Linked DNA regions of Homo sapiens: region 1 is linked to region 2. Evidence: chromatin contacts called from ENCODE Hi-C or POLR2A ChIA-PET data. All regions are on one chromosome and are shown on one strand. The core of a region is the stretch at or near the end of the contact, and the rest is flanking DNA. Distances in the headings are between cores, read along the strand shown.

Evidence for each region. A loop is a pair of places that touch in the nucleus more often than their neighbours do. ChIA-PET counts read pairs that join two places held with the same protein, here RNA polymerase II (POLR2A). Pooled maps may share reads with other maps.
Region 1: a loop to region 2 is called in a pooled map, with 3 times the contacts of the local background. The contact joins two enhancer-like sites. A Hi-C loop is called at or near these places in 3 of 37 single-sample maps with no recorded cell type and 3 of 50 pooled maps. POLR2A ChIA-PET finds 5 or more read pairs at or near these places in 1 of 52 experiments (H1).

Annotation. Positions count from the first base shown.
Region 1 is chr11:123,476,930-123,480,394 of GRCh38, reverse strand. The region is part of intron 1 of GRAMD1B (GRAM domain containing 1B); the gene reads right to left. Among named protein-coding and RNA genes, the nearest start is that of GRAMD1B, 48 kb to the right of the region's middle. RefSeq lists enhancers at 1-24, 1,680-1,974. Within about 2 kb of position 1,859, at least 5 of the 41 ENCODE cell types and tissues checked have a DNase peak (open chromatin) inside an H3K27ac peak, as active enhancers do.
Region 2 is chr11:123,085,494-123,089,460 of GRCh38, reverse strand. All of the region lies in intron 2 of CLMP (CXADR like cell adhesion molecule), which reads left to right. Among named protein-coding and RNA genes, the nearest start is that of HSPA8, 25 kb to the right of the region's middle. Within about 2 kb of position 1,605, at least 3 of the 41 ENCODE cell types and tissues checked have a DNase peak (open chromatin) inside an H3K27ac peak, as active enhancers do.

The DNA of each region.
Region 1 (3,465 bases), core at 610-3,109, 390 kb before region 2:
TGTGAGATGTGTGGGAGGAGGGAGATTCCGGTAAGACAGAAGACTAGATGGGGCCAGGGGTCACCTAGTCTGCTTCTCCAGTAAGGCAAAAGGCTGGATGGGGTCTGGGGTCACTTAGTCTGCTACTCTGCCTCCAGGGGAGGCTGAGGCGGATGAGAAATAGAAGAAGGAATAAAGGGTGGACTCTCCACACCTTAAGGCACTGTAAGTGAGATAATTACACAGCTTTAGTTCAGGCAGAGTTCTTTTGGGAGGTCATATCTTATAATAATACGGGAAAGAATGGCCTTTCCTCTTACTCCAGAGAAAGAAAAGCTTATCAGACACTTCATGACACTAACTGCTGGCATAGCTGATGAACAAATCATTTTTATTAATTATTATTAAATACTCCAGCCATCTGATCAGGAGTCCACAAACTAGAAACTCTAGGCTCAATCTAGAGCCACGTGTTTTTGCTCAGCCCCGTGAGCTAAGGGTGGTTTTTGTACTTTTTAGTGGTTGGAAGAAAAAAAATCCAAAAAAGAATATTTCATGACAGGTGAAAATGATGTGAAATTTAAATTTAGTGTCCACAAATGAAGTTTTACTGGAACACAGCTAAGCCTACATTTACATATTATCTTTGGCTATTTTCCTGCTACCATGTCAGAGCTGAGTGGTTAAGGCAGAGTTGAGTAACTAAGACAGAGTTGTGGGCACCATAGGCCCACAAAGCCCACAATGCTCACCATCTGGCCCTTTACAGAGAAAGTTGGCCAACCCCTGTTTTACATAGGTTCTATTAATAATAAATCCTTATTACCAGGAAGTTGGCCAACCCCTGCTTCACATAGGTTCTATTAATAATAAATCCCTATTACCATAAATGTCACTATAACCAAGGCTACCACATAACCAACATTTTCTCCTTGTTCTGGTGGATCGCCTGCTGCACTAAGATGCATTGGTCTCTATAGAGTATATTCCTTAGCCTAGATGCCCAGTAGAATGCACACTGGACAATCTTGCCGAGCAAGTGCTTGCTCCAGTGTCTGTACACTCTCAGCCAAAGCACATGAGTTCTGTGGTCACAGTTACCACATGCTCTTATGTTCCGTTCTTCCAGCAAGAAGTAAATGACCTGAAAGGCAATTAACATCCAATTTTCAAACACAGACACAAGAAACCATACACGTTACCACACACACCAGAAACCGGAACAGCGCCATACACAAAGCCTCCGGCTGCTCGGCAGAACTCACTGTGTACGGAATCCCTTTCTCCTTCCCTTCCATGCAGCACGTTTTTACAGCTCGTTCACTATGCAGTGGCTGCTCATCATTTTCACTTTGCCAGCTCGGATGGATTTGCCTATTACCAACTCCACATAACCAAATTTCACTATAATGTCGTTAACTCATGAGATGTCTTACTTGGAACTGGCCTGTTATATGAATCAAGCATCCCCTTATATACAACCTGGGACAAGTGTTACTCCACAGTAGGCAGCACACAGATGACTGTAACTCAAATTCCAAAGCCCACACAGCTCCAGAAGCAGGGTCTACACTGTGGGAGAACACACCATTTACAACAGTCAACAGGGCTCAACCAAGCCAACCACAATCAGCATTGCAGCCTCTTCAAAGCAGGGGTCAAACTTGACCCCGCTGAGCCAGGATGGGCTGGTTCTTCCTAGTCCCCCTATCCTCCCCCGGCAATCAAAATTTTAAACTAATAAAGGGGGCTCCCAGAACTCAAGGCCATCTACCAGGATTTCAGAAAAATAATTCTAAGCTGATATTTGCAAGTTTACCCACTAGATGGCACTGTAGACTTCCAAACCAGAACTACAAGGAAAACCAATAAGGAGCCTCAGGAACCGGAACCAGGAACTGCCTCCTTTCTGGCGCCCCTCTCTGGCCTGCCTTCCCATGGCTTAGAAAACAGTTCAGATGGCAGAGAAGGCAGCAATGGGTCATGTTCAAACTGTGTATTGGTTTCAAATAAATATCAAACTACATGCATCCAACAAGTATTCACATCACGCTATGTGTACACGAAGCATCATCAAGACAATGGTTAAGAGTCTACAGTATGGAACCAGGCGGGTTGGCTCATGCCTGTAATCCCAGCACTTTGGGAGGCTGAGACCGGAGGATCGCTCAAACCCAGGAGTTCCTGATCAGCCTGGGCAACCTGGTGAGACCCCATCTCTATAAAAAAAAAATTAGCCAGGCATGATGGTGTACACCTGGAGTCCCAGCTACTCGGAAGACTGTGGTGGGAGGAAGGAAGGACAAAGAAAGAAAAAGAGAAGAGGCTGGGTGTGGTGGTTCACGCCTGTAATCCCAGAACTTTGGGAGGCGAGGCGGGTGGATCACCTGAGATCAGGAGTTTGAGATGAGACTGGCCAACATGGTGAAACCTCATCTCTACTAAAAAAAATAAAAAATAACAAATAAAAAAAATTAGCCAGTCTTGGTGGCAAGCGCCTGTAATCCCAGCTACTTGGGAGACTGAGGTCAGGAGAATCACTTGAACCAGGGAGGCGGAGGTTGCAGTGAGCGAGATCGCGCCACTACACTCCAGCCTGGGCGACAGAGTGAGACTCCATCTGAAAAACAAAAAAAGAGAAGAAAAGGGAAGGAAAAGGGAAAGGGAAAAGGAAAGGGAAGGGAAGAGAAAGGGAAAGGAAAGGAAGGGAGAAGGAAGGGAAAGGAAGGGAGAAGGAGAAGGAAGGGAGAGAGAAGGGAAAGGGGAAGGGAGGGAAGGGAGGGGAGGGGAGAGAGAGGGAAAGGAAGGGAGACGGGAGGGAGGGGAAAGGGAGGCCACTAACAGATAAAACTGTCTTTTGGAAACCCTGAAAAAGAAACTCTAAACTAGGATTTGGAATGACTTTGCCTTGGCACCGATGACTGAAAGATGCCTTAACACTGCAAAGAAGGGAATTGTATAAGCAACTGTTTGCCATTCGCTCAAGACAGCTAGTCCAGTGACAATTCCATTTACCACTTACCGTTTCCATTTTCATTTCCATTTTCCATTTACCACTCTCAAGTACCCAGCACTGTGCTAGGGGAGGGGAGGGGAGGAGAGGGGAGGGAAGGGAGAATGAAAGGGAGGGGAGGGAGAGGGGAGGGGGAAGGGAAGGAAGGGGGAGAAGGGGAGAGGATGGGAGGGGGAGAGGAGGGGGAGGGGGGAGGGGAGGCAAGGGAGAGGGAAAGAAAGAGAAAAAGAAAGAAAGAAGGAGGAAAGAAAGAAAGAGAAAGAAATGTGAAGTATGAAAAAGAGCATCTGCCACATTTTAACTGCTATGTAAATGCCAGGTGCCATTATCCTATATGCAAGGCATCATTTTATGGGTTATAGGAAAAGAAAGACGTGAATCAAACAAGGATCCTGCTCTCAAAGTGCTTAGAATCAGGAAAGTAAGATTCAATATAAATAACTATATTTAAAAGCAGAAAAATGATAACTCTC
Region 2 (3,967 bases), core at 356-2,855:
CTAGACAATATCAGAGCATACTGCACATATACTCATGAAACTTATGTTTCAGTATATATGTGTATGCTGTGTCATGAAGAAAAATGTGTTTCTTTTTTTTTTGACTGAAGTGCAGTGGCATGATCTCGGCTCACTGCAAACTTCGTCTCCTGGGCTCAAGCAATTCTCCTGCCTCAGCCACCTGAGTAGCTGGGACTACAGGCATGCGCCACCATGCCCGGCTAATTTTTGTAATTTTAGTAGAGATGGGGTTTCACCACGTTGGCCAAGCTCGTCTGGAACTCCTGGCTTCAAGTGATCTGCCTGCCTTGGCCTCCCAAAGTGCTGGGATTACAGGCATGAGCCCCGGGCGAGAAAAATGTATTTCTTAATGTGAGTCTGTTGAAAACAGTTTGAAAGTGCTTGCTGTACTGTTCTAGCGTCCAAAGCAGCCTGACTCTACTTTGGACCACAGCTACTAAGATTCTTCAAATTCAAATATATATTTCAAGACGAAGGCATCTCTGGATGCTAACCCAAATACTAAAATAAACAAGCAGCTGGGCGCCATGGCTCACGCCTGGAATCCCAGCACTTTGGGAAGCTAAGGCGGGTGGATCACCTGAGGTCAGGAGTTCGAGACCAGCCTGACCAACATGGTAAAACCCCGTCTCTACTAAAAATACAAAATTAGCTGGTGTGGTGGTGAATGCCTGTAATCCCGGCTACTTGAGAGGCTGAGACAGGAGAATCGCTTGAACCCAGGAGGCGGAGGTTGCAATGAGTGGAGATTACGCCACTGCACTCCAGCCTGGGCAACAAGAGTGAAACTCCATCTCAAAAATAAATAAATAAAATAAACAAGAAAGAAATTCCAAAGCTCTCAGGCCAAAAAGGTCACCCACCTGTCAAAGCCCACAAAACCCCAAAGTTCCTAAAAATTACCCAGTGCTTCACTGTCTTGTAGGTTTTGCCTCTCTTCATTCTCCTAGAAAGTACAAACTGACTTCATTGTAGGTGATTATGCATCTGGGGGAAATATGGACAAATCAGAAAGAAAGAGAAACATTAACAGAGCACCTAGTAAGTGTTCCAAGCTTACCTGCCTTATCTCCAGGTGTAAGGCCCCCTTACTTTCAGTCTTTGAATGGAGACAAACTCTACAGCTTCCAGTTTTTTCCTGTTGTGAACGCATTTCCTTCTTTTCCAACTATCCCAGCAATTTTGCATTACTAAGTCAGCTCTATCACCTGCCAAGAAACCTACCCTTCCAGCTGGGCATGGTGGCTCACACCTGTAATCCCAGCACTTTGGGAGGCCGAGGCGGGCAGATCACCTGAAGTCAGGAGTTCGAGACCAGCCTGACCAACGTGGAGAAACCCCATCTCTTCTAAAAATACAAAATTAGCTGGGCCTGGTGGCACATGCCTGTAATCCCAGCTACTCAGGAGGCTGAGGCAGGAGAATCACTTGAACCCGGGAGGCGGAGGTTGTGGTGAGCCAAGATCATGCCATTGCACCCCAGCCTGGGCAAAAAGAGTGAAACTCCGTCTCAAAGAAAAAAAAAAAAGAAACAAAACGAAACCTACCCTACAGAGTACAACAGGATGTGGGGCCAACAACACCCTACAAACATTTTTCTGTTTTGTTTTGTCTTGTTTTGAGGCAGAGTCTCACTCTGTCCCTAGGCTGGAGTGCAGTGGCATGATCTTGGCTCACTGGAACCTCTGCCTCCTGGGTTCCAGCGATTCTTCTGCCTCAGCCTCTTTAGTAGCTGGGACTACAGGCATATGCCACCACACCCAGCTAATTTTTGTATTTTTAGTAGAGACAGGGTTTCACCATATTGGCCAGGATGGTCTCGATCTCTTGACCTCGTGATCCACCCGCCTCGGCATCCCAAAGTACTGGGATTACAGGCATGAGCCACTGCACCGAGCCGCAAATATTTATTTATTTCATTTTATTTTTTTGAGACAGAATCTTGTTATGTTGCCCAGGCTGGAGTGCAGTGGCATAATCTCCACTCACTGCAATCTCTGCCTCCCAGGTTCAAGTGATTCTGCTGCCTCAGCCTCCTGAGTAGCTGGGTTTACAGGCGCACACCACCACACCTAGTTTTTTCTTTCTTTCTTTTTTTTTTTGAGACGGAGTTTCGCTCTTGTTGCTCAGACTGCAGTGCAATGCCGTGATCTTGGCTCATTGCAACCTCCGCCTCCCGGGTTCAAGCAATTCTCCTGCCTCAGCCTCCCGAGTAGCTGGGATTATAGGCATGCGCCATCACGCCCGGCTAATTTTGTATTTTTAGTAGAGACGGGGTTTCACCATGTTGGTCAGGCTGGTCTTGAACTCCCAACCTCAGGTGATCTGCCCACCTCGGCCTCCCAAAGGACTGGGATTATAGGCGTGAGCCACCACGTCAGGCCACCTGTCTAATTTTTGTATTTTTTAGTAGAGACAGGGTTTCACCATGTTGGCCAGGCTGGTCTCAAACTCCTGACTTCAAGTGATCTGCTTGCCTTGGCGTCCCAAAATGCTGGGATTACAGTTGTGAGCCACCGCACCCAGTTACATTTTTTTCTTTTTTTAAATTTTATTTGTTGAGACAGGGTCTCACTCTGTCACCCAGGCTGGAGTACAGTGGCGCAGTCTTGGCTCACTATAGCCTCAACCTCCTGGGCTCAAGCAAACCACCAGCCTTGGTCTCCCAAAGTGCTTGGATTACAGGCGTGAACCACCACGCATCTGGCCCCCACAAATATTTAGAACAAACAAGTACCACATCCAGGAGAAGGGCTGTGATCCTAGCTCTTCCCCATCTGTGCCTAAAGCAGAGGGCTTTCCCTTGAGTGCTAGGAACCCCATGGAATTATCTGCAAAATAATATGTGAGTTTTTTCTGGGTCAGAGTTCATAGGTTTTATCTGATTGAGAGAACCTTCTCAGGAAAGGCTCTGAAGAGCTGTGGAGCAACACGTGATCAAAGGCAGGGTTGAGGGCTTGAGTGAAACAATTTGGAACAGCTGCAGCTGAAATGTGCCTGGGAGATGCCCATATGCTTGCATGCCTTTTTTAGTGCCCTTCTGTGTAGCTGGAATGCTCCCTCCAGGCCTTTTCTCCTTGCCTCTCAAAGCCTAGCTCAAATGCCACCAACTTGTCTGGGACACTCTCCTTGATACTATTTCAAATAAATCATTTCTTTTTCTCTGTTTAATAGTCTTTCCTTGTTAATCTCACTTGATTATAAATCACTTGAACCAAAGAAGAGATTTGCCAGGCGCAGTGGCTCACACCTGTAATCCCAGCACTTTGGGAAGCCGAGGAGGGTGGATCACCTGAGGTCAGGACTTTGAGACCAGCCTGGCCAGAATGGTGAAACCCCATCTCTACTAAAATAAAAAATTAGGGCCAGGCGCAGTGGCTCACACCTGTAATCCCAGCACTTTGGGAGGCTGAGGCAGGCAGATCATCTGAGGTCAGGAGTTCAAGACCAGCCTGGCCAACATGGAGAAACCCCAGCTCTACTAAAAATACAAAAATGAGCGAGTCATGGTGGCATGCATCTGTAATCCCAGCTACTCAGGAGACTGAGGCAGAAGAATTGCTTGAACCCAGGAGACAGAGGTTGCAGTGAGCCAGGATCGCACCATTGTACTCCAGACCGGGCGACAAGAGTGAGACTCTATCTCAAAAAAAAAACAAAAAAAAAAAAACATAAAAAATTAGTTCGGCTTAGTGAAATAGGGCAAAGGAAGCAATCAGATATGCATTTATCTCATGTGTGCAGAGGGGTAACTGTGAGTTCTGTCTGTCCTTTGTCCACAAGCAGTCACCTTGTGGGCAAATTGTGCAGGAGTACTGTAAGCTTTTTTTTTTTTTTTTTTTTTATCTTTGTAGCTATCTTATTTCTTATTCAGGAATAGAATGGAAGGCAGGCCAGGCGTGGTGGCTCATGTCTGTAATCCCAGCACTTTGGGAGGCCAAGGAGG